Regions from separate parts of the Mus musculus genome. Here region 2 is linked to region 1. A link is a loop called in an ENCODE intact Hi-C map of the cell type or tissue named here. Cell type or tissue: left cerebral cortex. All regions are shown on one strand. Links, peaks and the distances in the headings refer to the core of each region. The heading gives the core; the rest is flanking DNA. Region 1 holds the start of Gm39373 (a long non-coding RNA gene). Region 2 holds the start of Hmgcll1 (3-hydroxymethyl-3-methylglutaryl-Coenzyme A lyase-like 1).

Region 1 (17,156 bases), core at 3,480-11,479:
TAATTATATTTGAATGTCAAAAATGTATTTTTTCCTGGGTTTTCAAACCTTTGTTCGGGTCACCAAACTTCTTACACATTTCTCCTTCTCAGTTTTTACTTTTTAAAAATTTCTATAGTACTTATCTCTGTATCAGTTCAGTTTCCTTTGTCTCTATCTTTTTTTATGATTTTATTTATTTTACTTTAACAGTAGTTCAATAACATTTAAAACATTAATCATTGGTTAATTTTCCACAAAGGAAGTTTCAAATCTAGGCATATTAAGAGATAAAAATCCTACATAACCTTTAAAAGAAATGGATTACTTCTGTTATATGGAACTTTCCAGACTGAAAAAAAATTCAAAAAAATCTACCCCCTCTTTTTACAATGATAAAATAATCTTGATATTAAAACTAGACAAAGTGAACGAATTATGTTCTAGATAAATCTGTTTATGAAAGTAACTGCCAGAAATCTAACCAAGTATTGTTAAAATGAATTGGAAGAGCATTAAAAACATAATATAGAATTCTTATATTCCAGACTTAAGTTGGGTTTGCTATTAGAAAATATATGAGTTTGCTAGAAGATTAAAGAAAGAGGAAAATTTAGATTCTTTATGCAATCAAAACACTTAAGTTATTTAGGAATTAAAAATAGCATTAAGAAAAATGAACATAAAATATGCATGCTGACATTCTAGGCAAATTAATGGAATAACAATGGATACACTCCCTTTTGAATCAGGGCTAAGAAGCATGCTACACATCACCGTTTAATATTGTTTTGGATCTTGTGTAACAGGTAATGGTACATGCCTATAATGTAACCAAGGGACAGATACAGGGGCGTTGCCACAAGTTCTAGGTCAGCCTGTTCTGCACAGTAAATTCCAGGACATCTAATACAGCATAGTGAGACCCTTTCCTAAAAGCATAAAGACAAAAACAAATATAGAACTAAGTATACACAATGATTTCTCCTGACAAGATCCAAAGGAAGGTATGGACCCTCCGCCAAATTTGTTAACTAAGGATAGGACAGGCGAGACACACTGTGGTGGTTTGTATTGTCTTGGCCCAGGGAGTGACACTATTGGGGGATATGGCCTTGTTGTAAGTGTGTCACTATGGGCGTGGCCTTAATACCCTTGTCCTAGCTGCCTGGAAGCCAATCTTCTCCTAGCTGCCTTCAGAACAAGAGGTGGAATTCTCAGTTCCTCCAGCCGCATGTCTGCTTGGATGCTGCCATGTTCCTGCCTTGATGATAATGGACTGAACCTCTGAACCTGTAAGCCAGCCCCAATTAAATGTTGTCCTTTATTATGAGTTGCCTTGGTCGTGGTATCTGTGGAGAGCAGTAAAACCCTAACTAACACACACACATTGATGCCTAACTGCAATGTATTGGCCATTCCCATGAGTAGCAAGATCCTCAGTCTTCCCATGTATGACAGTACCCCTGGGTACATCTTACATACACACATATGCAGTTATTATGGAAGCCACTATTCAGCACTTGACAGGTGACTAGTGTGACCTGAGCGTGCGTTGAGCATGAAACACAACACCAAATTTCAAAGACAGCATAAAAATAAACTTAAAAAAAAAAAACCACCCAGTAGTTCATTAATGTTTGGTAACACGTTGGAATGCTAATATGTTGGGTATGTAGAGTTAAAAGAATACCTTATTAATTACACTGATTCTGCTTAAAACACAGTAGGAAAACTTTAAATTGCATATGTGTTCCACTCTGGGAGTGGACTTATTATTTCTGACAGAATACTCTGATCTGTGGTAAATCCGACTTGAAGAGCTTGAATCTAGCATGGAAAGGGTGGAGAAACCGGAATGTTCTCAGGATGGAGGAGGAGAAAGGCAAGCAGCCTGGACTCTGTTCTGTTCTGTTCTGTTCTGCAACCACCAGTCTGCAGCCACCAGATCTCTCAGAGCTGAGATGTTCAGGGTGGGGAACTAAAGCTGGTGTGTATGGAGTTGTTCACAGGAGGACTCCTGGTTTTCATCTGTGAGTCTCTACCGTTTTGACCATGTGAGAAGGCAGCCAGTTCAAACTATGGTAGTGCAATGGGTAACATTCTGTAGGCATGTTAAGTCTTAGGCTTACCTACAAAAAATGGTGATCACAAGTTTTATCAATTTTTCTGTTTTTCCCACTAGACTCTAAGATTCTTGGGGAAGTGCTGTATGAGTTATCACACTGTGCGAAATGTACATAAAATGTTTTGGGTGTGAAATATACTCCAGATTTACTTCCCGAATCAAGCCAGAATTATTCATACAAACAATTTTTGTGGATCCAATAGTCTAGTCTTAATTTAGTCCTCTTTTGAGATAATGAGAAATTAGAACCCTTTATCTTCTTAACTCCATCTAATATGGACCCCACCCCCCCACCCCGCACCGCAAACCCAAATCCAGTTCATTCATTTTCAGTGTGTTCTGGTGGATCTACTGTGAGCATCATCACCAGCACAGAATATGCATTAAGAAGCCTTTCAATATACAATCAGTGAAAATTCAAGATAATAATTATAGAGAGATTTGAATGGCTCTCTTACTGAATAAATAGTATCACAATCCTCTTGGGCCCAATTTTCTCTTCATTTTTCTTCCTTTTATATAGCTAACAAACAGATTCACAGATTTCTGGTATTATTGACCATCTACTGAGTAAAACTTTGTGATACATATCTCAAGATATAGGAGGTGTGTTTTCTATCTCCATGGCTTTCGAAAAATGCGAGCGAAGCTATGAAAATTCAAGCCTGTCAGATTGCTCAGTAGAAAGGGATCTTGTGTTTTTCTACCTAAGGACATCAAAGCGAATGTCCCTGTTGAGATGACATCTGGACTGAGTCGCAGATGGTGAGCAGGATTTGGATGAAAATAGGATATTATCTGCAGGGACTAGCAGAGCAGTGGTAAGTCACAGAGGAATAAGGTTTAACTATTTGAGGGGAGCATCAGCTTTGAGGTTCCCATTCTCTGTCTGCAAACTTACGTCATGGTGATGGTAAAGAACTGAAAACACGGAAGATGCAGGAGCGAAAGCAGCATTTTAGTAAGTTGCTTAAGTGCTTGTTACAGATGGCTTACGGGAGCTGCAGAGAGCAGGGCACTTTTAGGGAGCCTTGATGGGAGAATTTTAGATGATGGGACAAACGTTCAAACTGCTGGAGGGAAGAGAATCACAGAACAACCACTGATGTTTATGTACGTGTGCATTAGGTGACCAGAAATGTGCAAGTCAGACCCTCTGTACACTAACATATTGACTAAGGAGACACACATGCTTCCGTTCGCAGAGAACCACTGTTCTAATTGTCCTTTTGGTCACAAACTTATCTTCTTCTTTTTAGTCAGAAGATGTTTTGTAAAACAGCTGTCATTATATCAAAATGGATTTTGCTTTCAACGCAGTTTAAAATCTGGTTTCTATTTAGGCAACCTTGCCAGACACTTTTGAACAGAGGTCTCTCATGGTTTCTCGGTAGCATATTGGTGTAGATCATTTGTATTACTTATCATGGGTGGCCTCTTTGAAATATTTTGTAATGGAAAATTTTCCACCCCTTTGAAAATTTCTCCATCTTTGTTTCTATCTTCAGGCTGAGTACTATCTGAACATGTCTACCCATTTCTTTCCTATCTGTTCAGCTATTGAAAAAACAACTGCTTTCACCTGGACCCATGTTTTCTTTCTGTTTACAGCTGTTTAGTCTAATATTCTATTCTGAACTTGTATTCTCCCTGTTCCATCCCTTGTTTCTAATGCTGTATGTGTGTGTATATGTGTGTGTGTTGTGTATGTGTGTTGTGAGTGTGTATGCATGTGTGTGTGAGTGTGTTGTGTGTGTGTTGTTAAGTGCATGTGTGTGTGTTGTGAAATCATGTGTGTGTTGTGAGTGCATGTGTGTGTGTGTGTGCACATGTGTGCCTGTTGTGGATGTGCCTTAGCACCTGCAGAGACTTGACGTGTTTCTCAGCCAGGCTGACAGCCACCGAGCCACAGTGTACCTCCTGTCCACTTTCTCTGTGCTGGAGTTATGGACTTTTAAAAAATATTATTTTATTTATTTACATTCCAGTTGTTGACCCCCTAGCCCCCAATCCCCTCTCCCATGGTTCCTCATTCCATTCTTTCTTCCCCTTGCTTCCAAGAGGGTGCTCTCCCCCACCCTACCAGGCCTTCATCTTCCCTAGGGCCTCAAGTCTTTCCAGGGTTAAGTGCATCTTCTCCCATTGAGGCTAGACCAGGTACACCTCTGCTACATACGTAGCAGCCTCGGACCAGCCCATGTATGTTCCTGGTTGGTGGCTCAGTCTCTGGGAACTCCCTGGGGTCTGGGTTAGTTGAGACTGATGATATTTGTGTGGGGGTCACTCTCTCTTTCAGCTTCTTTAATCCTTCCCCTAATTCAACCATAGGGGACCCCGACTTCAGTTTCGTGGTTGGGTGTAAGTATCTGCTTCTGTCTCAGTCAGATGCTGGAAGTGCCTCTCAGTGGACAGCCATGCCAGGCTCTGATCTGTAAGCACATCATAGAATAGTAGTGTCAGGCCTAGTAAAATTTTCACAAACTGAATCCGAGAACACATCAAAACAATTTTTCACCACGATCAAGTAGGCTTCATCTCAGGGATTCAGGGATAGTTCAGTATACAAAAATCCAGCAACATAATACACTATATAAACAAACTGAAAGAAAAAAACCCCACATGATCATCTCATTAGATGCTGAAAATGCCTTCAACAAAATACAACACCCCTTCATGTTCAAAGTCCTAGAGAGATCAGGAATTCATGGCACATACCTAAATATAAAAGTATTTTGTAGCAAACCAACAGCAACATCAAATTAAATGGAGAGAAACTTGAAGCAATCCCACTAAAATCAGTGACAAGACAAGGTTGCCTACTCTCTCCCTATCTATTAAATATAGTACTCAAAGTTCTAGCTAGAGCAACTAGACAACGAAAGGATATCAAGGGGATACAAGTTGGAAAGGAAGAAGTCAAAGTATCACTATTTGCAGATGATATGATAGTACACATAGTGACCCCAAAAATTCCACCAGAGAACTCCTAAACCTGATAAAGAACTTCAGCAAAGTGGCAGGATATAAAATTAACTCAAACAAATCAGTAGCCTTCTTATACTCAAAGGATAAATGGGCTGAGAAAGAAATTAGGGAAAGCCAGGCATGGTGGCACATGCCTTTAATCCCAGCACTCTGGAGGCAGAGGCAGGCGAATTTCTGAGTTCGAGGCCAGCCTGGTCTACAAAGTGAGTACCCGGACAGCCAGGGCTACACAGAGAAACCCTGTCTCGAAAAACCAAAAAAAAAAGGAAAAAAAATTAGGGAAATGTCACCCTTTACAATAGTCACAAATAATATAAAATATCTTGGTGTGACTCTAACCAAGCAAGTGAAAGATCTGTATGACAAGAACTTCAAGTCTCCGAAGAAAGAAATCAAAGATATCAGAAGATGGAAAGATCTCCCATGCTCATGGATTGGTTGGATTAAGATAGTGAAAATGGCTATCTTACAGAAAATAATTTACAGATTCAATGCAGTGCCCATCAAAATTCCAAAACAATTCTTCACTGATATAGAAAGAGCAATTCTCAACTTCATTTGGAAAAACAAAAAAAACAAGGTGTCTTAGTCAGGGTTTCTATTCCTGCACAAACATCATGACCAAGAAGCAAGTTGAGGAGGAAAGGGTTTATTCAGCTTACACTTCCATGTTGCTGTTCATCACCAAAGGAAGTCAGGACTGGAACTCAAGCAGGTCAGGAAGCAGGGGCAGATGCAGAGGCCATGGAGGGATGTTACTTACTGGCTTGCTTCCCTTGGCTTGCTCAGCTTGCTTTCTTGTAGAACCCAGGGATGACACTGCCCACAATGCCCCCCCCATCAATAACTGAGAAAATGCCTTATAGCTGGATCTCATGGAGGCATTTCCTCACCTAAGACTTCTTTCTCTGTAATAACTCCAGCCTGTGTCAAGTAGACACATAAAACCAGCCAGTACACCAGGATAGCCAAAACAATCCTCAACAATAAAAGAGCTTCTGAGGGAATCACTATCTGTGACCTCAAGTGGTATTACAAAGCAGTAGTGTTAAAAACTGCATGATATTGGTACAGAGAGAGTCAGGTTGGACAATGGATTAGAATCAAAGACCCAGAAGTAAATCCATACACCTATGGACATTTGATATTTGACAAAGAAGCTGAAACCATACAGTGGAAAAAAGAAAGCATCTTCAATAAATGGTGCTGATCTGACTGGCAGTTTGTATATAGGATAATGAAAATAGATCCATATTTATCACCTTGCACAAAGTTCAAGTCCAAGTGGATCAATGACCTCAAGATAAAACTGTATATGCTGAATTTAGTAGAAGAGAAAGTGGGAAAGAGCCTTGAACTCATTGGTACAGGGGAAAAATTCCTGGACACAACACCAATGGCTCAGGCTCTAGGATCAACAATTGATAAATAGGACCTCATGAAACTGAAAAGCTTCTGTAAGACAAAAGACACTGTTAATATGACAAATCGGCAACCTACAGATTGGGAAAAAAAAATCACTAACCCTACATCTGACTGAGGGCTAATGTCCAAAATATATAAAGCACTCAAGAAGTTAACCTACAAAACCCCAAATAACCCAACTTTAAAAAATGGGGTTGGGATCTAAACAGAGAATTCTCAACAGAAGAATCTCGAATGGCTGCGAAGCACCCAAAGAAATGTTCAAAGTCCTCAGTCATCAGAGAAACGTAAAAACAACCCCGAGATTCCACCTTACACCAATCAGAATGACTAGAATAAAAAACTCAGGTGACAGCAGATGCTGGTGAGGATGTGGAGAAAGAGGAACACTCCTCCATTGCTGGTGGGATTGCAAACTGGTACAACCACTCTGGAAATCAGTGTGGTGGTTCCTTAGAAACTGGAAGACCCAGTTATACTACTCCTAGGCATATACTCCAAAGACACTCTACCATTCCACAGAAGCACATGCTCTACCATGTTGACAGCAGACTTATTTGTAATAGCCAGAAGCTGGAAACAACCCAGACGTCCCTCAACAAAAGAATGAATACAGAAAATGTGGTTCATTTATACAATGGAATACTATTCAGCTTTTAAAAACTAGTTATGGGAACCTTGTGCTCTGTCCAATGGAAGGCTGTGAGCATCCACTTCTGTATGAGCAGGTGGAAGGGGGAGCTGGAGGAGGGAGGGGTTTTTTGGAGGGAAAATCAGGAAAGGGGGGTAACATTTGAAATGTAAATAAAGAAGATATCTAATAAAAATTAATTAAAAAAAACCTAGTTATGGGCTTTTATGCTGCACTACCTATAGCTCGTCACAAGGGGGCTGAGAACTGAACTGCATGTCTCAAGTTCACAGAGTAAGCGTTTCAACCTCAGAATCATCTCTACAGCCGGATATAACGCTTTTTCAAAGAACTGCCGTGGGCAGGTATTTTGTTGATGAATCTCAGTGCAGCCCCTCAGTTTTTTCCCTGAGCTGTAGTTCCTAGCTGCTCATCAGTCAAGTTCACTTCTTCACTTTAAGGATAACGTTCTCAGACTCTGCTCGAATTGCTCTTCGTCTTTTATCCCTTTTCTTTGTGAACTGGAATGCCCTTTAGGCAGCTAACCCTCAGAATCCCAGCAGCTATATTTGATTTTGAATTTTGGTGCACACGAATGCTCCGTGGAAAGAAATACTAGAAGAAAGAAACCTTGTTAATTTCAGTAGAGTTGCCTGAAATTTGATAATGGAGATTGGGAACGGGGTACAAAGTTTTAGAAGGATGTTATATTTTTATCTACTTGAGCGTAAAGGTTAAACACATGGTCTAACTTTTAGAAATTATAATATGTTTAAATACAATTTGAATAAATCACAATATATTTTCAGATGTTTTCACAGCCTTCAAAACTGTGATATTGACTAGCCAACATTTAGTTGAATGATTCCCACTAGCTAAATCAGTCACAAACATTTTTAGACTAGCTATATTTGTTTGTCTAGCACCGAAGTTTCAGTGATAGGAGAGCAAATCCCCTGATCCGAAGGCGCTCTTTGATTGTAAGAGGCAGATGTAAGACATACAGGTAGCATCAGGGCATTGAAAGAAGCACATCCAAGTTGCAGTCCCTGGAGTCACGAGAAGGCCTTGAAAGGGCTAAGCATGTAAGAATAATAGTCCATTGTGTTTCCCAAGAGTTGCCGGAAGAACTTCCCCATGTCCACAAGCAATCTTATACTCTATTGTTAATCTTTGCTTGCTACACATGGGGGATGAGCTAGTCCAATTCTAAATCAGTGCCAAAGTTTAAATGGGGGAATATTAGAAGAAATTACAATTATTTGGCCTTATCTTGATCCTGCTAAAATATTACCTTCACTCCAAGCCCGGCTGGTGAGCTTTCTGATCTGTTTGTTATTAATCCACGCTTCCACTTGCTTCCGTCTTGGTTTCCGTGACATGGTTTTTTTTTTTTTTTTTACATATCTAGGCATTTCAGTTTTGAAAAATGCTAGTGGAAATAATGTATACATAGGTTTCTGCATTGTTGTTCCACGGACTCAAAAGGAAAGTAAACAAAGAAAACTTGGACAGGAGTGCTGCTTAGCTACAACTCTTTCAATGTTCTGCTCTGAGGACCTGAAGTTTCTTAGGAAGACCAACAAAAATTTAGGCTTGAGCTCACCACATACATTAAACAGTCATGTTGTCTTCTCTAAAAGTTAGACAATATCATTTTTCTAAGAGTGGGAAGCATGCCACACCACTAAAACCAAGAATGGTATCATAAACTCCAAGTACTTAGTACTGCATGTACTGTGTACTATGTACATTACTACAGGAAGCTAACGCACTTCCCTTTTTACATACTGAGATGAAGGTGCTGTTGGCTGATATCATTTTAAATATCCAACAAGTGATGATATTCTGAGTATATGAAGTTGCAAAAGAAGCTACAACTAAAACTAATTACTGACGACTAAATTTCAACAGGTAGTTAAAGTCATGAGCTTAAGGTTAGCATGACTGAGATTTTATATTGAGACGTTGGAAAGAAGGAAAAATGGTGAAATGTTAAAAAGAACGAAGGGCGAAGGATAAATGTAAACAAGATACTTCGTCATCATTTGAAATAACTTACTGATTTCAAAGTCACTGTTCAAAATGAAAATTCATGTCAATTTCTTAGCCCCTTTTCTTTTTCACTCACCTCGTAGCCTCTAGGCATGCTGAGACACCTCCTGTGTCATTTTTATTCTATAGGTACACACATGGAACATCTATGGCCTGAAAAGTTGTAAGAAATGCAGTCTGTGCTTTGGTGATCTTGAGTGTGATGCTGCAACTTTGCCCTGTGAGGGTGGGCAGGATGTGCAATGAGAAGTGGCACAGACGGCTCCTGGGTGCGTTTTGGGGTGTGAATGTGTCTGTGATTTTCATTACTAGGCTAGCCATCTTTTTATAAAGCAGAATAAACAAGAGTAACAGTTCTCATGCATTAAATTAAAAAGGTTTTAGATGAACCTAGCAAAATGCGAACTCTAATATTTAAAACAAGTAGTATAACGGAAAAACAAAACTTCAAGGTATATCTTTCCAAACTATCAACGATAGGATTATGGTCAGTGATAGGACTATGATCAATGATAAGATTACAATTTGTAAAAGTGGATTGTCTAAACATTTTCATTCAGAAAGGCAGTGGTAACTTTCAATAGTTTTAAAACTCATACGGCCAAAAGGTGGCAGTGTCCTCCTGAGTTTCTGTGTAAGCCTCATTTCTCTAGAGGTGAGATTATCAAGTGTTCTGCCTCTAATGCGCTTTTAAAAGAAACTGTAAGCAGTTTCATCGCTATGACATATACCAAATGATAATTATAACTGAGCAGAAGTGCTTTTCACAAGGACAGTTTTAGAGACTTTTTGTGTTGAACTATTTGAAGTCTTCTGTACAGCACAAAGACAGAGACCTCACACATAAGGAGGCTGAGAGAGACTGATTGATCGATAGAGAGACATTTTACAAACCATTATCCAGTTAACGTGCAGGCTTTACACTTTCTACGAAGTTTTCTGTTGTTTATCTTTCTGGGCTTCTAGTCAGTCTTCGATAGAAATTGGTTCGTTGTAACAGTAGGCGAGCAGTGATTAGAAAATGACGGGAGCAATACAGACTCTGTTCCTGTCAGACAGTGGTTTTCCACTAGTATGCTCACTTTAGAATTCTTTTTCCCAAGAAACAAATAATAAACAATCACAAACAACAGCATGGAAGGAGAGCACATACAAACATTCTTCTTAGAAAATATTGTAGCCGGGCATGGTGGCGCACGCCTTTAATCCCAGCACTCAGGAGGCAGAGGCAGGTGGATTTCTGAGTTCGAGGCCAGCCTGGTCTACAAAGTGAATTCCAGGACAGCCAGGGCTATACAGAGAAACCTTGTCTCGGAAACAAACAAACAAACAAACAAACAAACAAAAAACCAACAACAAAAACAAACGAAAGAAAGAAAGAAAGAAAGAAAGAAAGAAAGAAAATATTGTTATTAATTCTTTGGAAGTTTCACAAATGTTTTGATTGTATTCTTTCCCCTCCCCCAGCTCTTTCCAGGTCCACCCTCTCTCCATACCCACCCAACGTTGTGCTCTTCTTCCTACCCCCCCATCAATACAAACGTGTGTTGCCCAAATATTCTTGGATGTTCCACTGGAACATAGCTGACTTGCCACTGGCTACATTCTTAGAGAGAACGGAGGCTCCCCTCTCCCAGCTGTAACAGCTGCCCATCATTCCTCAGGTAGGGGTAGGAGTTTGTATTCACATCACTCTGCATGCTTGGATTTGGTCTAGCTTGTTTGAATTCCCACTGGCCTTACGTGTGTTGTCACAATCAATGTGATTTTGCACGTGCAGCTGTCCCGCTGTTCTCTGAGAACATCGTTTCTTTGTAGTCAGCTGCTGTTTCTGGCTCATACACTCTTTCTGCCCTCTTTTTTTTTTGCAGCGATGCTCTAGTCTTGGGAGGAAGGCATATGGTATATCTGTTTCATTAGGGCTAAGCATTATGCAGCATGTGCACTTGGTCCAGTGTGGATCCCTTTGGAAATCATCATCCACTGCAAACAGGAGCTCATCAGGTAAGGGTTGAGAGAGCCATGGTTATAACAAGTTGTCATTAGAAGTCAGTTTAGGACTATGTTCATTTAGCAGTATAATAGTTGTATGTTCTCTCTTAGAGCCTATCACCTGTTTAGCCATGGGCTTTGGTCTTGTAATACTGACTGGTGTGGGTTTCATCTTATGTAGCATGAGAGATACCCAATCAGAGAGTGGTTATAAAACTGGAACTACTGTTACATCAGTGGACAAGTCTAGTCAGGCCCGTCATTATTGTCCCTTGTAGAGTTCACAGCCACGAGTGTTTGATGCTTATTTTTATTCTCCAGTAGCATGTAAAATGTTTTATAAAAGCTAGCCAGCTTGGAGAAAGCTTTTTGGATAGTTGCTGAGTGATCTCCTTATATTCCATGACTTAAATTTGTGGTATCTTCTGCAGTAGGATCTTACTGTCAACTTCTGGGGGATAGCCATAAACAACTGCAATAGCCTGTAATATTGGGGGTGTGTGTCTATGAAACTTCACCGGAGAGGCAACACCAAAGATATTTAGAAAAACCTCTATGTAAACCTACTACTGTAGACTCTCTAGTAAACACTCACACATTACACATGTATGTACATAAAAATAATTAAAAATGAAAAATTTCGACAACAGGGTAACTGTGACCTTCCTAGACATAACAGGACAACAAAAGCCTTAGTGGCAGAAATGGGTTACTTCTTTTGTAGTAAACATATTTTAAAAAAAGATCTTAGTATTATAATGAAAACAAGTGAAGGAAATAACTTCAACAAATGAGTCTATCCCAGTTTCTAAATTTGTTCCAAAATCTTAGACAAATACTGAGGCAATGTTTACCTGAGGCAAACTTCGTTTTGCAAGCATTAATAGTCAGAGCCTGTCACTGTTTGTCAGAGTCTTGCAACAGTGCTGTGGATTGTCACCATCTTAAGTAAGGCTTGGCACCATAGTCTGAAAGCAGTACAAGGATTTCAGGTTTGAATTTGTCCAAACACCCAAGGACTTTCATTTCCAGTCTCAGGACACGGAGGAAAAGCCAATGATCCTGGTTGTCGTGCTTGCGATTCTGAACTTGTGAGGTTTAGCTACTTCTCTCCGCTATACGTAAATGGGACGAAATAGTTGTATTTGGAAATACCAGGCAGTGCAATTACTGAACTCTACGCAGCATTTTCAACTTTAAACAAACCTTAAGTACGGTTACCATGTGCTAGACTGATAGTTATTTTTAGTTGATGGGTCAAGATGATTTTTAATATTCAACTTTGTGGAAAAGAATCAAATGCATTAATTTTTTAGTTACGTGTACTGGTGACAAAGATTTTTTGAGTGGTATTTTTATTTTCAAGTCCTTTAGCCACAGAACATAGCCAGCATTTCTAAGACAGCACAGGGTAGGCGAGCTTTAATCTTATCTTCCTTTTACTCCTTGCCTCTCAGAGGAAAGAGCCCAAGTGACAAAGTGTCTTTGGTTTGTCAGTGATAGAAAGAAAAATTCCAAGTCAGGAATTGACTCTATACATTGGACTCATGCTAGATTCACTTGCCTATATGTAGTATTTCATAAAGAATTTATTTAATTAAAAAAAAGGTGAGATCATCTTTTCAGCTGAAGGGGACGACATATTCTGTTATAACTCCTCCTTCAGTGTATTTGGTAAACCCTGGGTAGTGGTGTCACTGGTCATGGCGGCGGAAGAAAATGTTCTTGAGATAAATGTTTTTGGCTGATTAGTTATCTATAGATAGGAGCTTTTTTCTTTCTTTTCTTTTAAACACAAGGCTTCTGGATGTGATAGTGGAATAATACTTCAAGTATTCCATAAATGGGTGTGAAGTCTAATGGAACCTGGTATTCTTATTTAACCAGGGCCAATTCCTGGGCTAAATATTTTGTTTTCCTTTTTCTACATTCACTCCCAGCTAAAAATCTTCTTACACTTATTACTTCATTTGATCTTTATAAAATCCCATGTGATAGGATATATCAGATATCATTATCTTTAGCTAAAGATCAAGAAATGCTGGCAATATTTGATTGTAAAACTATGAAACGCAGGACCAGCATTTAAATTCTTTCTTTACTCAGAATATACTTCTTAACTACCATATTATTTTGTCTCTCCAATTATTTTAAGACAGATTGAGTCTCCCTTAAAATATTCTTGTGGAGGACTAGTCTTAGAATATGTTTCTCATGACAGTTACCAGCTACTTAAATAATTCACTTCATGGCAAATTTTGATTGGAAAATGTTGCACATTATATTTCCATGTCACTAATAGTTTTGCTTATTCTAAATGCATAGTAGCATGCTAAATATTCTTTGTAATTTCATTGAAGGTGTGAAAATCAAATGCAGTTATGATTGCCCTGTAGTTATAAAAGAATATTTTCATACTATGTTATTGAGAATCACAATAACCTTCTAAATATATTATTAATAACCACTGCTTTAAGACAAGGTAACGGGCAGAGGTGTTAAGTGATTTTCAGCACAGGTAACAAAATAGATGGAAGCAAATCTAGTATTTGAATCAGTTCTGTGGCTCAGAGTGAGTTGAGTACATGTCCCCACTGGCAGCTCTCACACCCTTGCTGTCAGCTCGCTCTGTGCATTGCATGCCCCCTTTCCCAGCCCAGAGCTGGTTGTATAATGCCAACTTGACTCAAAGCCAAGAAAATGCTCACAGTGTTCCTAAGCTGACTATATCCATCAACAAGAATGGAGAATGTCAGGACAAGTGCACACTTTAAATTAAACAACTCATGAGCGATAGATCAATCAGATAACTAAGTTTAAAAAAATTATTTTCTCCCTTTGCCACAGCGCTAGGGTTCGGGTGGACCAGATTTAAGATACACTGAGAAGCTTGTGAGAGAACTTCGTGAATGGCTGTATGTCTTTCAAAAACATGAGCTGATTGTGCAGAAAGATAACACAACAAAATTCCAGTCTTTCGATATCCACAGACATGACAACGTTATTTCAGAGACTGGTATATTCTCTTTCTCTGATTACCTGATTAACTGAATAAAGAATATAAACACCATCTCTTAGTGTGTTAGTGTAGGAGAACCAATAACAAAATAAAAAAGAATTTCAATTTTACTGAGCCATGTACTCCTGAAGATAAGCTATGAAGCACTGACACATATGAAACATACTCCCATACATCCTCTAATTTAATGCATTCAATACTTCACAGTTAAAGATTTTTCTCTCCTTTTTTCCGTGAAGAAACTGATTCAGTTAAATTACTGTTTCTACTTACCCTCTGGTTGCGTACGTCCAACGTCATTCGGAGAGTAAGATGTCAATTTAGTTTCCTGATTGTAAACATCAAGCAGATTCTTTGTTAAACACTATACCCTTTACAAGCCCCTTGCACAACTCATGAGCATGGAAAAAATAAGTAAAAGAACCAAAGAATTTTACGACATTCTTTAAGCACAAAATGATAAAAATGATAGTTACTGGGCTGGAGAGAGGGCTCAGTGGTTTAAGAGCACTGACTGCTCTTCCAGAGGACCTGATTTCAATTCCCAGCAACCACATGGTGGCTCACAACCATCTGTAATGGGATCTGTTGCCACCTTTTGGCGTGTCTGAAGACAGCTACAGTGTACTCATATACATAAACGAACTAAATAAATCTTAAAAAAAAAAAGGTAGTTACTTGGTGGGAAGATTCTGGCAGCATTTGGTTAGCTGTAAAGACACTCGTGTCCATATGATAGACAATGAGTTTGGAGATCATGTTCTGTAGTTACTGGTTTGATTCATCTAAATGATTCTGATATCAGTGCATGTGAATGATCTGCACGTCAGTTTGGCGAGGGAGTTATGTTAACACGGTCTTATACTCACAACTGTGGAGCCAAATGCGGTTGACATCAGAAGATTCTGACTGAAGAAAGCTGAGGGCACTGACGATGTTCCCAGCTACCTGGAGGAGTCCTAAAGCAGGATTGGTTCAGTTGCCGTTTGTTCCTGTCTGTTTACTAAACATTTTCACATGAATCTTTGTTTAAGGAAGTCTTTCTCACCGAGGTAAAAAGCATATTTAAAAGTATGCTCAAGCCTGTTGGTCAATATGGATCACAAATAGTTTTGTTTATGAAAATTCACTTGTAGGTAATTATGAAACCATAGCCCTGGTCTCAGTTGGTTTAATTCTATCAATTCATATGTGAGCTTTGCTGATATTAATACAATTATCTGTTTGATATCCAGCATATAATGGCAAATGTCAACAACAAAAACGTATGTGCAAATAAGTAGCATATTTCCATATGAGAAATTCCAGAATGACAGTAGAAACTATAAACAATGTAACTTGATGTTGTTACCCAAAAATGGCTGGAAGGTAACATACTATTAATAAATATTATCCTAGAAAAGCTTTCTAGAAAGATATTAAAAAAACATAAAAGGCATTGATGTTCCAATATAATAGGAAATTATATTGTATTTTTAATTAGAATCCTGTATTGACTCAAATGTGTCACAAATTAGGATTAAACACATTGAAAGAAAGATGCTATACTTTAGTCCAGTAATAATTATTCTTTTTTAAAATTAGGTATTTTTTTCATTTACATTTCCAGTGCTATCCCAAAAGTCCCCCATACCCTCCCCCACCCACTCCCCTACCCACCCACTCTCACTTCTTGGCCCTGGCGTTCCCCTATACTGAGGCACATAAAGTTTGCTCGACCAATGGGCCTCTCTTTCCACTGATGGCAGACTAGGCCATCTTCTGATACATAATTATTCTTTATTGCAAGTATAGTCTGACATTGGCTAAAACTTCAGTTATAATTGATAATTTGAGTTATTTACCTGAGTTTTACTATTTTTTATTGTTATGATGTTATTATTTTTATTATTGTTATAATTTTGACAGTTGTTTTTCTAAAGGATTATGCTAAAACCAGTCACCAGTGTTTCTATCCATTTGCAGAGAAGCATCTTAAAAGTAAAGTTTGGAGTAAATCTACTATCAGATTGCACCTTAGTAACATCAGTGTGGTGCTGAGGAATGTGGAGCTGTAGAAGATAAACCCATCAACAATTCTGGAAGGAAGAAGAAAGAAGGCAGAGAGTGGAATCCCGCTCTCTGGGAAGAGGGCTGGTGACAGGTGAGAGATAAAGAAAACAGTGACACTTGAGAGAGAGTTCTAGATAAGAAAGAGCGGGGAGCAGGATTGGGGTGGGCTGATAAGGCTTTTAAAATTAGGGGCACAGAGATAAAGTTTATTGTAAACTGAGCAACAGATCAAAACGAGAGAAAATGAAAAGCATAAGAAGAGAAATAATAGGATTTAAATATAGAAAGTAACTTGAAAGTGGAGATGGGGAAGAGATCCAATGTGAGTGGAAAATGGAGAAGAAACTTCGCACACTGTGTCAGAAGCAGGCTCTCCAGACACCAGGAGTCTGAACCTCCAAAACTGGGTGTATCCAGGACCGGCATGAAGGTTACCTTGGTGAGGTCAGATGACTGTTGTCCAAATGAATTGTGTAATGTAATGGAGGAGGCCTTATGAGGTACAGGATAGCTCAAGAAAGAACTACAAACCAGTAAAAAAATGTGTAGTAAACAGATGCCCTTATGAAAAAGACAGATTCATAGCTATATTATGCCTTAGTACAGACTCTTCATAGGAAGCTGTATTTTTGACTCTGAATTTAGGTTTCAGTACCTGAGCAAATTGTTTTTTGAAGCAACTGACCTGTAGGAAAAGCATAGAATATTTATTTTTACAACAGGCCTAGAATAAGCTAGTATTCAGTATATGGATGATGTAAATGATTTTCTGGAACAAACATTGTGTATTTACTTAAAATAAACATTTATTAAGAATCTTATTAACAATGAACAATTAAAAAAATCTGACTCTTATTTAGAAACTTTATCATGACTCTGAAACATACTCC
Region 2 (14,375 bases), core at 806-8,805, 250 kb after region 1:
CTCTCTTTCCCTCTTTCTCTCTGTGAATTATGAGAGGACATATGCATTTGTATGTCTGTGTAGTCTGCCTTCTTCTATCATTTCCCACTTTATTTACTGAGGCAGGGTCTGTCACTGAACTTGGAGCTAGCCTGTTTTGGCCAGGCTAGCTAGCTAGCTTGCTCTGAGGATCTTCCTCTGCCGCCAGAGTGCTGGGATATAGGCAGCTGCCTTGCCTATCTTGCTTTTAATTAAGTTTTAGGTATCTGAACTCTGGTTCTCACCCTCATACTGTGGATGCTTTACCTAAAGAGCCATCTCACCAGCCTTATTTTTAATACAGGTTTTATGTGCCTTAGCATGATCTCTAGAAAGCATTGTGGCTCTCAAATGGTCTCTCAGAGGGGTTGCTAAGAAAACTTTTCTCCACCTGCTTCTCTTTCTGTTTGGTAGATGAAATTATGATGTGGTCTTGGGGTGTGGTCTTGGATGGGATCATAATTTGATAAGGTAAAACTCAGAGCCACCAAGGTCATATGATCCCTGGACAAATCCTTTTTACTATACTGGGTAGTTCTGGTAGGTAAATCAGGTATTAAGATTCTTGGTAAACTGCATGTTTAGCGCTGAGAAAGGAGAAGGGCTTTAAGCAAATGTTAACTATGCTGGGATTATGATAATTCTTGTAGCTGGCAAGAGGCTTTATCCAGACTTCCAGGTCAAGGATTTCTTCCTTCCCATGTCTCTATCACTTCCCATTTTCCATTCTGGTTCAAGGTCATCTTTCCATTCTGGCTCATGGCAATACAAAACAGCATGGGGATGGGGAGAGGTCTGGAGATACAGTTTTGTGGTTAAAGCACACTTGCTGCTCTCTCAGAGGAGCAGAGTTGAGTTTCCTGCACTCACATGGCCAGTTCCAAGCAACTGTGCTCCTTCCTCTGAGCTCTATGGGCTCTAGGTACATATATACACAGTGCACCTATGCCCAGACAGGCAATCACTCGAATATACACATGAACACACACACACACACACAGTTACTTTTCTGTGTAGTCTTTGCTGTCCTGGAACTCACTCTGTAGACCAGGCTGGCCCTGAACTCACAGAGATCCACCTGCCTCTTACTCCCTAGTGCTGGGATTAAAGGTGTGTGCCACCACTTTCTGGCTTAAATAAATCTTTTGAAAAATAAAATCATGGGGTGGGTACTTTGAATTAATGACAGAAGAAGGAGGCAGGTAAGTTAAGTGCATGAATGATATTTTAGAATTATTGGCTTTGAGATTATTTTAAACATTAAATAATTTATTCATAAAGTGTCATAGTCTGCGCTTGCTGTCAATGTTTTCATATATGGTTTAAGTAGATAAATACCCTTTTTTTCCTACTGTGTGCGAGAGATTTTTGTTTTGTTTTGTTTGTTTTTGTTTTTTTGAGATAGTGTTTCTCTGTGTAGTCCTGGCTGTCCTGGAACTCACTCTGTAGACCAGGCTGGCCTCAAACTCAGAAATCTGCCTGCCTCTGCCTCCCAAGTGCTGGGATTAAAGGCGTGTGCTACCACTGCCCAGAGAAAGACATGTTCTAATTAATCCATCTATCAAATAATAAGGGAGATGGCATCTGGTAGGAATTCCTCTGCTCTATTACAAGGGCAGTCTACATGAGCTGCAAGCAGCAAAGCTTTGGTGCCAAAAAACTGGGTCTATAGACATCTGAATCATTGGGTGGACCTATCAGTTACATCATGAGTCTATAGACAGCTGAGTCACTGGATAGATGGGTCACTTTGGTCATGGGAAATCTATACAACAGTTGAATCTTTGACTAGCTCTATCGCATTGGTCAAGACTGAGTCCGTAGACAGCTACGTCACTAGAGAGATGGGTTGCTTTGGTTCTGACTAGGTCTGTAGACAGCTGAGTCATTAGATACGTTAATCACTTAGTCACTTTTGGTTGGTTTTTGTAACTCTCATTCTCCACATACAAAGTGGCTGCATTAAGGAAGCCAAATGTGAGGTGGCTGCTCCTAAGATTACATGAATTAGCACATGGAAAAGTTTTATGCTAATGCATAGTATATGGAAATCATCGGATAATTATGAGTTACGTAGAGATTACTATAATTGTTACTTTTCTCCTCTACTTCCTTAGAATCTTGAAAGTAAATAAAATATTCTGTGCATTTTAAATAATGGAAGTTGTATGATTAGATTTAAAAACTCGGAGGGGAAACTGGGTAGGGAGATAACATTTGAAATATAAATAAATAAAATAACTAATAAAAAAAGAAAAAAAACCCTCTGTACTTAGGTAGTATTTTTTTTTTATAACATTCTGTCGTCAGCCTGGAACTACTTAAAACAAGATTTTAGATCAGAAGGGGGAAAAAATCACATTTTTCTAAAGGTATAGCAATCCAAACAGGGTCAAAACCTTTGTTGATGCTATTTGGGTATTTTTATTATTTGCAGAAATATGAAGACTCCATATGTAGCTAAGATAGAGAGGTGGGGAAAGAAGCTGAATTTTTGCTGGACAGTAATGATGACTGAGTGCTGGGTACTGCATCCAGGGTCTTGCATCTGCTAAGAGAACAAACACCATCACTGGCCTACACCTGTATCCCCTGATGCTATTTGTAAAGAGATTTAAGCAAACCTTTTAAGTGTTGGGAGATGGAGTAAATCCTGAATATTAGAAACAATATAAATGATTCCTTCTGAACTATTGAAAATAAAAATAATGAAACCATATCAATATTCTCATAACAATTACAGAATAAGGAGATGCACAGCAGCTTTCGCTAATAGAATGTACATTTGTCAAATGTTATCCCAGGATTCTATTTCCACCTGAGATTTAAATCTCCGCCTAGGCACTCTGGTTTCTGATACAATTTAAACAACTTGTGGAGTGGGGAGGGAGTCAGCTACCTTATATTAAGAGATATGGCATTTGTAATAAGTATCATGTAATGTTTAAATGTTTGAGATAATGGGAAAGAAGTTATGCTTCAAAGATCATATATTTGGGTGAGTGTGATTTCAGCAAGGCAGCATCACCACCACAAAGACAATGTCTGACATCCAACTGCTGAAGTTGAATTCTGTCCTCCTTAATAACCAGTTTGTGCTGCAGTGGCCTACATTCTCTGTGCTCAGGTTATTTAATCTGTACAATGAATTCTGTCACATTCACAGAAATTCCTTAGACTTGTATGTGGTCCAAGATAAGTATGCTCAGCAAATGTCAGCAGCAGCAGCAGCCACATCAGCAGCTCACGTTCTCTAATGGAGTAGTGATTTTTGTGTATCAGTTGATATTAGTGGATATAGCCAACGATTCTGGAAAGATGTTCCAATGATGAAGAACTCTGGCTGCAGGACCAGGTTCTGTTGCTACCCTTCATATAGTGGCTAACTCTCATCTCCAATACCAGTTCCGGAAGAACCTACACCTATTTTTGGCTTCTGCAGGCACTGCACACCTAACTGTCCGAAGTGGCCATACAAGCAAAACACCTGTGGATATAAAAGAAAAAAGAAAAAAAAATATCATGTACAGCATTGTCTGTACAACAAAGAATCACAAAATTCAAAATTTCAGTGTGGTTGTTCCAAAACACAAACTGAACTATTCTGTTATTGCAGATGTAGTCAGTAGTAAGTGCTCAAGACTATGTATTGAACACAATATATTGTAGTTCATTTGAATTTTGCAATTACTAGTAACTTTTATAATCATCCCAGTTAATAAAACAGAAGCTAAAGAACTTTCTTCACACCACTCAGTCGTTTGAAGTATTCCTGACCACATGTGATCTAACATTCAATTTTTAAACCTTTCCCATTGAATTGCAGTGCTATCTTCCAAGTATGAATGGCAGGAAAATAGGAAATAAAGGCCTGCAATGTCTCCTACATGTTTGAAATATCTTGGCAGATTGGATTGGGTGCTGGTTAGATGGAGGGCTTAATGAGAGAAGGGAGTCAAGAAAATTTCACAAAAGATAGGTAGAATTCAAGACATTGAGACATTACCTAAAATCAATAAAATCATGGAAAAAACAGGAAATCTGATTCATTTTAATTTTCCGTAGGTGTTCATATCTTTTATGTTTAAATTATTGGAACACTGAAACAAAAATAGCTTAGTTATGTAAGGTAGAAAAAAAATAGAGTTTAGGTTTGAAATATAGCATTAAACATCCATGTGATTGCCCAGCGATGTTATGTCTACTGGCTTGTGGAGCCCATTTCATTCTTGATGGTATGACACAGGCTCTTTCTTTGTAGACACAGCTGGCCTGGAATTAGCTATCTAGCCTAGACTGGCCTTAAACTTACAGTCATTTTTCTACCTTACCTTCCTAAGCAATATGATTATAGTTATGCTCCAGGACACTAGGTTTGGAATCCAGGTTTCTTTATTTTTATTATTATTTTTAACTTTAAATCTATTTTTGTGTTTTCTTAAAAGACAAAATAAAATGGAGAATCTGTGTGTATGTGCATGTCAGTAGGGGTTCCCCAGATGCTAGAAGAGTCAGATTCCCCTGGGGCTAGATGTTATAGGTGTCTGGGAGCCACCTACATGGACGCCAAAGAACTGTGTATACTTGTAACCACAGAGCATTCTCTACAGAGCTGGGGCTCCCAGGTCAACCTATCCAATGAGGAGAGAGAACTGCACCATGTGCCTCAAAGCTCGGTGTTATCTCGATCTTTTTAGGCTTGTGTACAGAAAATAAGATTATTCATTGCTCAACTCTAAAAGGGATGTACATATCACACTCCAACCCCCAGGGCTCAGGGAAGAGAGAACATTAAGACTGTAAGAACCCCAGGCAGAGGATAACATCAAGGAAATAGTGTTTTCCGGGTACAACAGGGTAGTTGCATAAACAAACTCATAGCAACTGTTAACAGCATGCACAAGACCAGCACAAACACCAGCCAGACAAAAGCCCGGGGGAGAGCCGGGAAAGTAGGTATGAGATCCCACTGAGTAGCTAGCTGTTGGCACCGGATGGCTGCTTAGAAAGGGAGAGTCAGTTGCGCACCCACCAGGGCAGTTCCCTTTACCCAAAATAGTTGGGCAACACAAACAGGACTTGATGGGGGGAAAAAAATGTAACAAGCTATCCTAAAGTTGGATAAAAGGGATGAAGAGGTGGTTGGGAGGATTTGGAGTACAGGGCGTGAATGTGTTCAAAAGATCTTGTATGAAATTGCCAAGGAATTAATAAAAATATTCTTTATCCAATCTGGGTGGTGAATCCCTTCAAAATCTGTTCATATTATGTCTCAGAAGTTAGTCGTTGTATATATACGCCATCCTTTGTGCAAGCTTGTGCACCTGGGCGCTCTTGATTCCTCCTAGCTGTGGAAACAGTAGGGCCAGCTAGCTCTCCCTGCACAAGACTGTTCCTGACGATTGTGTGCTATCAGCTGCAAGCTATGGACTCCACGCTGAAGAGCATTAGAGTGTTGCAATCTAAGTGTGCTTATGAAGTAGGCCGAATGAAGCAGGGGTTATCTGATTCCAAGGCTATCATATAAATCCAATAATTTATATTTATAATATATAAACTTATATATAAATCAAACATACTTATATAGAAACTAAATATACATTTATATTATAAATATTTTATAAATATATACATTAAAATTTATTTAATTTATAATTACTTCTAACTTCTGACAGGTTGTTTTTGTTTGAATGAAAGAAAAGCCTTTATGAATTTAGTTATTGCTTTTTTCTTTCTTTCCTCCTCCTCCTCCTCCTCCTCCTCCTCCTCCTCCTCCTCCTCCTCCTTCTTCTTCTTCTTTTTCTTCTTCTTAAAAAAACAGTTCTTCATACCCAGGGGGATAGTAAAGGAACTTGTGGTGACGCCGAAGCAGACAGTTAAGTTCTAGTCCTAACCCCATGTGACAGTGGAAGGAGACAACCACTAAAACCAATAAATGTAAAACAGCGAAAAAGAATTCAGCATTTCAACATTTATCTTGCACCATCGGCTTACTGACAACTCTTGGTTTGCTTGTTTACCTCCGATATACCCCCCTCCCTCGCCCTTAATTTAGGGTTTGTGTTTTTTAATACCACAAAGCGCCTCGGCAATTTTAAATAGAGTTTTGACATAAACTCAAACCGATTCACAGTGCCAACCCTACAGGCTTGTGGCTGGGAAGGAGAGAATGTCTGTAGAGAGCCCAGTGCTTCTTCCTCTCAGAGGCCTGGGTCCTGCCTAGAGCTCTGACTCAGGCGAGCACCTGCAGACAATCAGCCCTGAGAGCACCATATTTTACGGAGGGGGGGGGGGAGTGCCACCCTGCCTCAATTAACTGTCCCCATCCAGGATCTGGCTCTCAGCGCGGGACTCAGGTGCCCGCTACACCCCTGCCTGGGCGTTGCCCAGGAACCGCGCCGCCGCAGTGCAGCTCGGACCCCGGGCACCCGCGGGACGCGCTCCCGGCTCTCACCCGGCTCTCGGCTCCGGCCGTGGGATCCAGCACCGCCCACGGCACCTAGGCTGCTGCTATGGGGAATCTACCATCTGCTGCGAAGCACTGCCTCAACTACCAGCAGCTTCTCCGCGAACATCTCTGGAGCGGAGACTCAGTGGCAGGGGCGCTGGATGCGGCGCAGGTACCACCTTGGGCCTAGGGCGTCCCTACCCCCATCCACCTCCCGTCATCCCTTTTGTCTGTGTCACCTCTGTAAGCCAGGGTCCTGCCTGAGGCCCGTTCTATTGTCAGTGTGTGGGTCTGTGGCTGAAAAGCCTCTCATCTTCTCAGCTGTGAACAGCAGGCGCATCCTTGCTGGCCTAGCAGTTTCCCTACCCCAGGCCTTTTGCAGGTCGCCAACAGGAGTGATCATGTCTGTGCGTGTTCTTGGAAGGGCGGTGCTTTTGTTCTCACTTTCTTCCTTGTAATGTGTAACAGACTACAAACATATCACCTTGTGTGGTAGAAAGAGGATGAAGCTAGGGCACACTAGGAAGGCACAGGACGACGATTAAAATCACATGGTATGTTAGAGCATTGACTATCCCTACAGTGTTTTTGCTTAATGAAATTAAACAAGCTTGAATAAAACCATTACAGACTAAAATTATTCCTGCATTTTCCTGAGAGCTTCATAAAGACAACTCATTGTTTATGTATTTATGATTCCATGTACTACCAACAAACGTGCCAGTTAAGTGAGCATAAGGTATATAAAGAAATTTCCTTTTCACATAAAACCGTAAACTTTAAACATAACAGGAAACAGCAGTAATGGTCGTTACCTAAATGTTGAAACCTGTTATGAGTCAAGGGCTTTGTGAGGCCTTAGGTATCATTAGCCTTTTAATTCTAGGCACCTGTTCACTTTGTGAACAGTGTAGTTCTTGTTATTTTTTTTTATTTTAGTGGGCTGGCCTAGCTTTGTTATGTGATGTTACACCAACAGTTCTGACAGGAGTTATTCATATCCTTATGGTGTGGTCTCAGTTCAGTGCTCCAACATGTGAAATCGAAGCCTTCGATCTACAAGTAGGACTTAGCATTCGTGGGTGGTTTTATAAATAGTTTGCTCCCCATTAATTAGAGTATGAGACTGGAGCTATTTGCAAGAGCCAAGTCCTAGAATGGGCATTCTGCCTATCAACAGATGGCTGGATACAATACAGAAGATATGGCATAATTACCCAATGGTTTATTATTCAGAGAGATGAACAAAATCAAGTCATTTGTAGGTAGATGCCTGGAAATAAGCCAGAGCCCAAACAACTAATATCGCCTGTTTCTCTGTCGCCTAAGGAAGGGACATAAATACCAAGAGGAGAAAATTGGGGGTGGGGGTGGGGTGGAGTTAGGAGACATGGCAAGCATCAGGAGGAAGGAGCAGGTGAGTGGGGGAAATGAGGCTATGAATATGATCACAGCCCACAATATGCACACGTGCAAGGGCCACAGTGAATCCGCTTTTACTAATAAGGCTCAGAAGGATTGACCAGGACCCTCTGGTGAGACCTGATGGTGACAACAGGGAAGTGGAGAGCCATGCTTTATCTTCTCTCATGTCCTCACGGTGGCTGATTTCCATGGAGTCTGGTTTGAACTTCCTGGAATGTTCTCAACATTCTTTAGCGGTCAGTTTGTCTTACGCAACCAAGAATCCCTAACATTTACTTTTCGGGATGAAGTCATGTGACTATTGCTTGGGTGATCCGTAGAGTGGTGTGTATGCTCCAGTGTTCTGATTTGTTCGGGGAAAATGAGAGCTTCGAAGATTACTGCTGAGGCTATGTAAGGTCACGGCTTTCAGACTCTTATGTGCTTTTCTGGAAGACGCTCTAAGTTATCTTAACACCCGCCAACTTTTCTGACTGAGACACTTCCATTTGCCCCTCAGTTATGTCTTACAAAGCATGTACTTGGTCCAGGTCTCTTTTTCCTGTGTCCTTGCTGAGCTCAGTGGCTTCTGTCTGTCTGGATCATCATGCCTGTCTGTCCTATGGCTTATCTCCTCTCACCCTCCTGGCTATTGTTTATATCCCAGTTCTTGGTTTTATATCCTCTTCTCACTTCTGAGCTTTTGTCTATACTTGGATATCTTAACAGAAAGTGATACTCCACATTTCCAACTTGCATCCATGTTCTCTCTCTCTCTCTCTGCTGGCTATTTTTCTGTGGAAAATCATCCCTGGTCTGCACAGAGAAGTCCTCCCACGTACTTAATTTTAATACATTCTGGAAGTCATGTAAGGGGAGGAACACTCAATGTAGAAAATGTGTCCCCTAGATGGGCCTGATATGTTGTTTATGATTGATATGGAGTGGTTCAGCTTACTGTAAGGCAGAGCTATCCCTGAGCAGAAGATAGGTGGTCCTAGGTGCTACAAGAAAGTAGTCTGAGCAAGCCATGAAAGTCAAGCCAGGAGGTAGCCATCTTCATTATCTCTGCATTTGTTCCTGCCTTGGTCTCTACCCTGACTTCCTTCAGTAGTGAACTATGATATGGAAGTATAAGGTATAAGTCCTTTCCTCCTCGGGCTGAGCTGATTTTGGTCATGGCGTTTTATCATGATAATCAAAACACTTAGTAATACACTTCCCACATGTGGGTTCTCTCCAAGATTTCCGGTTGCAATCTCTTCACAACTCACCCCACAAGCTCCAAACAGAGGGCTCCGTTCTGTTACTTTCAAAGCATTACAGGGTCCTGGAATTTCATTCTTTAAATCCTTTCAAGTGTATTTATTTCCCAAGTTCATCAGCACTACCCTTTTAAATTAGCTTTATGTGGCCTCTGTATGAGGCAACTGTGCCTTTCTCTTGTTAATTTCTGTTTTCCCCCTTCAGCCCTCTGTATACACAGTTGAGAGGTTCTGTATTTCAAGTAAAGTCATCCATTAACCCTGTTTCACAACCATCTGTGAATTCCATTATTTCTAGAAATAGATAAACAGAACTACGAACCCCCAGTAGTCCTTCATTCATCTCATTTTAAACTATTCACTTTTATTCTTGCCCTTTTTTCCCCCACAGAGGCCCTCTTTGAGGTCTCTACAAACCATGTTCCCTCTGATTTTCTCATCCATCTTAGAGGATATTTCTCCATTAATTAGCTTTTATTCCATCTTCAGTGTTCAATTTGAATGTCACTTTCTCACCAACTCCTTCTGAGATTACCATACAGTGAACTACTGTATGTAATATGGATTATCTATTTATTTGATGCTTATTTGGCATATAACTCTCAGTCATATGTTAACCCCAACAAGACCAGGAAACAACCCATCAGTGGATTTACCTCACTCAACAAAAATGCCTGATTAGTTCTGATGTTTTGTATGTACTTGCTAAACAAATAAATGACTGCTCACCTTTGCAGAGGACAAGCCAAGCATCACATAGTTGGAAAACAGTCTTAAAACAGCGATTAGCACATTATAGTATATAATACATAGTTTCTGAGAATGAGTGCCTTAGTACCAGCATCCACTGGCTGTTGTTACTGTTGGAATCATCTTTTTATTACATGGTCCCAGGCAGGGTTTGCTGGTCAAGGAAACATGCAAACGAAATTTGAATGCTGTAAATAAACCACAGGGAACTTTACAACTTATGTGTTGTAGAGTTTGGAGGATAAGATGACATATAGGGCCAGGAGATGTGTTAGGAGCTAATGTGGTTGCAGTTGGGATTGATAGAAACTTCTTTACATGAAAGGATGCCATTCTAAATAATAACAGGCTAGAAAACAAGTTAAGTTTCTCCTTTCTCTATTTATTTGTACCTGATATATCACAGCATCCTGTACATCTTACTGAGTGACTTTATGCTTAGACTAGCCTGTCTCCTTTATGAAATTTCACTGTATGTATGAAATTTAAAATATCTTGATGAGCTAGAAGGAGTCTCTTAAATCAATTAATCAGACTAGTGAAATTTAGTGCTAACCTAACCTAACTCTGATTTTAAACTCTATATATGCTATTTTTGCTTAAACTTAGTGAAAGGGTAATGCAAGTTTTATACATTTTATTGGTGACCGTGTAGCTTTAGAATGCTTCCTAAGGAACTTGAGAGGACTGGAGATGAATTTTTAGAAAAAGAAACACCCTCACTGCTTTTTATTTATTTTGTGTGTTACTTGTTAACTTGTTCCCTTTCCTTCCTTTTTTTTTTTTTTTTTTTTTTTTTGGGTTGTATTTTTAATTTCCCCACTGAATTAACATGTCAATTATATTCTGTTTGTATTATGTTCCCAGTTGTTAACTATGTCAACATCTAACCTTGACTTGCTAAAATATAAATATGATTGGTGTTATAACTTATTAAAAGTGAAGCTGCAACACTTTACTGCTGTCCTTTGTCTTTTGGTACTTGTGGTTGTATGCATTTTTCTCCACATGGGATAGTTATAAAATATATTTACTCACAGTCAATGCATATTTATGCATATTTGCTCCCTTTCCCTCATCCGCCACTGATTTATTCATTTCCAGTCTTGTGGTGGAGACTTCTTTTCTTCCACCCGGAAGTGTATGCACTTCAGTCTCCTCTTCATTGAAAATCTACTGGTCTGAAGGCTAGTAAGATGACTTAGTGGGCAAAGGCAAGCAAGCCCTGATGATTTCAGTTGAGTCCTGTGACCCACCTGGTATAAGGAGAGAATCAATTTCCTTTTACCTCTACACACACACACACACACACACACACACAGAGAGAGTCCACAGACACTAAATAAATGAACAAATAAATACATATGTATATATAAATGAACAAACAAATAAATAAATATAATTTTAAGAAAACTTAAAGAGAGAACAACAGTCTGGTGGCTCAAGTACTGGGAAGGCTGAGAAGGATGCAACTTAGTGAGACAATGGGAAACACAGTGAAATAATAATCTCACAAAGTGTTAAAGAAGGGTTGAGAATAGAAAATGATTAGAGTGATAGTCTAGCATACACACGTCTCCATTTGCTTGTTTTTTTTTTTTAATAGATCAGGTGATTATTGCTTCTTTAAGCATGTGTGTGTATATTAATGCAATAGCTACACGTGAATATTAATATGAACACACCACATAAATAATTTTAGTAAAAAAGTAAATAAATAATTTAAATACATAACAGCGCTGCAAAATGTGAATTTCTCAGCAGTTACAAGGGAAAGCACTTAACACACAATATTAGCCATTTGTTTTTTTTCTTGTCCAACAGTAAAGTATCTTTCACACTCTTTTTGACTGTCAATCACATCCACTGAGACTATTTCTATTTGTCTAGTTAGTGGTGTGTAGCAATTCTGTATTTTTATGCTTTCCTTTCCATGTTTAGTATGTATATTTCCTTCTTATACTCTTTTGCCCATTTCCTTCTTCAACTTTGTCTAACTTGGGATCAGTCTAATTTGTTGTATTCTATAATTTTAGGTTTCACAATTCTTATGGGTGCCTATATGTGTATGCGTGCATAGTGTGAATGTGTGTGTTTAAAGTATTCGAGTGTGTGTATACCCACGCTCATGCTTATGTGTGTGCAAGTGTTTGGAGACTAAAGGAGAACATCGAATGTTGTTCTTAGTCTTTCTCTACCTTACACATTGAGGCAGGAATTCCTACTTAAACCTAAAGCATACCAATTTCTGCTAGTTTTTCTAGTTAGCTTCCTTTAGAACTGTCCTCTGTCTCTGCCTCCTGAGCATAAGGATCACAAGTGAGCCTCCTTCGCCACTTAGCATTTATGTTGGTGCTGGGACTCTGACTCTAGTCCTTATGCTTGGGCAGTATGATGGTTAGCTTCAATTATCACCTTGCCATAGCTTAGAATTACCAGGAAAGAGAGTCTTAATGAGGGACTTCTTACATTGGGTTGGCCTGTATGCAAGTGGGCTATTGTCTTAAATAAATAATTGATATAAAAGACCCAGCTTGCTGTGGGCAGCACCATTCTTAGAAAGGATACCCTGGATCGCAGAAGTGGAGAAATGCATCTAAGCCCAAGGAAGCAAGTAGCCCGAATGCATTTGCTTACCTCTGCAGTTGACTATGGATGTGCTATGGATTTGCCACAGTGGATTCTCTGCTATGATGAACTATTACTTGGAGCTGTAAGCTGAAAGTGACCGTTTTCTCCTCTTAAATGACATTTTTTTCCAGGATATTTTATCAGTGGAACATGAATGTGACTGGGAGGTGTAAGCCCCTAACCAATGATTCATCACCTTAGTCTCCATTTCATAAATCTTTAAAGGGAATTAAGATGGCTTTACACTATCTGGATCAACAGGTTGTAGTCAAAAGGTCTGCAAGTCTCTTCTTGGTTTCCTCTGAAGCCAAGGTTTGGTATCTATCTATCTATCTATCTATCTATCTATCTATCTATCTATCTATCTATCTATCTTCTATCTATCTATCTATCTATCTATCTATCTATCTATTTATCTGTCTACATCTTGATGGTTGCTTTTCTCTGGAAAAATATAATAAACAGCCCCCTGTGTTTCGATAAGTGATAAATAGTTTTTCCCTTTCTCATGTAAAGAAATGTGATGATCTTTAGACAGCTACTTAAAGGGAAAAAAAAAATCCCCCGGAAAGCTGCAGTATGTTAACTGTAGCTTTTAGAATTTCAGATTAAAATATCTCTTTGCAATTTTTAAAGCTAGTTTTTGGGTTTGTCCATTATCTTACTGTGAATATTTATATTGCAGATACTTATGGGTAGCTCTGAGTTCCATATTGATAATCTCAATATGCATATATGTACTCAATTTGTTTATTTGCCCTCCTGGTATGAGTACTATATTTCATCTGTGCATTAGGCTCAGTAAGAAGAAATTACACATATAGTTGAGTCTGTATATTATTACTCCTTTTCTAAAGGGATTGGTCTTTTAGGCAATGATACCTTAAGCTAATCAGGTTCTTCATTGACACAATGCTTGGTTTACTCTGTTGGTCTACTTTTGCCCTTTATCTTCACGCATACGTCATGCATTTTGTAGCCTTTTACACGCTGGCAACTACTACAACTATTATTAGTCTCATCTCTTTATTGAGCCCTGATCTCAAAGTTCTGGTTATATATGTTGTTTTGATAAAATCTGTAGACTAAAATTGTTAAATGAATATATAAAAATAAACATATCAAACATTTTTATTTTCTTTATGATGAAAACCTTTTAAATAATTTTTATAGTTTTGTAAAATAGACATTTTGTTGTTATTTATATTCATCCCAATGTGCAGCCCCACACCAGAATTTCAAATTATACAACCAATGTATTGCTCATTGATCAACTTTTAAAACATATTTCTACTTTGAAATTTCCACTCTTGATATATTCTAGTTCTGTTTCTTTCTGTCTGTCTTTGTGTGTCTGTCTATCTATCTGTCTCTCTCATCACACTACTGGCTGCTTCTTTTTGATATATGTGTATGATTTTTACTCTTTTCACATATATGTGTTATGCTAGCAGATGTTTCTACTTTTATATTCTGTGTTTGTCTGTTATTTTGGTATAAATATCTCTTAAAACCCAGTTCTTGATTACTCAGTATCTTTAGGTGAATTTAGTTTTGATAGTGCTTAAATTGACCATTAGAGAGACTATTTCCAGCCATCTGTATCATCTTCACCACTCCAAAATTCTCTAATGGCATTTGTGTACTTTACTACTTTGTATTTAAATAAATGTTGTTGTGTCTCCAATAAAGAATTTGCTTACTTTAAAAGTTGCTTCATCTTTTTAATGCTGACAGATTGAACTATCATCTCCTAAAAAAAATGGATTATGGTTTTCAATTAAAAAACTTGAGCATTTCATATGAGTACTATATTATTTCTAGCCTTCCTTCTTCACTGAAAACTCCTGTATTTCCAA

Evidence for each region. Hi-C counts contacts between places; a loop is a spot of excess contacts. Peaks named below come from ENCODE experiments on the same cell type or tissue, not always from the same donor. Only the 100,000 strongest peaks of a DNase experiment are listed, where the experiment ranks them.
Region 2: it touches region 1 in a loop (2.2-fold over the local background); 4 of 42 quality-filtered maps call a loop at or near these places.

Annotation. Positions count from the first base shown.
Region 1 is chr9:75,752,863-75,770,018 of GRCm38, forward strand. It overlaps Gm39373 (a long non-coding RNA gene), which reads left to right and starts at 10,948. Exons shown (of 2, transcript XR_870927.2): 1 at 10,948-11,207; 2 at 16,180-16,298. In left cerebral cortex, for the core only: CTCF peaks have their summits at 7,407 and 9,794 (motif pointing right); DNase peaks (open chromatin) are centred at 7,444 and 9,819.
Region 2 is chr9:76,008,545-76,022,919 of GRCm38, forward strand. Hmgcll1 (3-hydroxymethyl-3-methylglutaryl-Coenzyme A lyase-like 1) reads left to right here and starts at 6,433. Exons shown (of 9, transcript NM_173731.2): 1 at 6,433-6,638. The coding sequence starts at 6,531. In left cerebral cortex, for the core only: no CTCF peak of the experiment used is centred there; DNase peaks (open chromatin) are centred at 4,876, 6,555, 6,776 and 7,525; H3K4me3 peaks cover 1,526 bases; H3K27ac peaks cover 1,113 bases.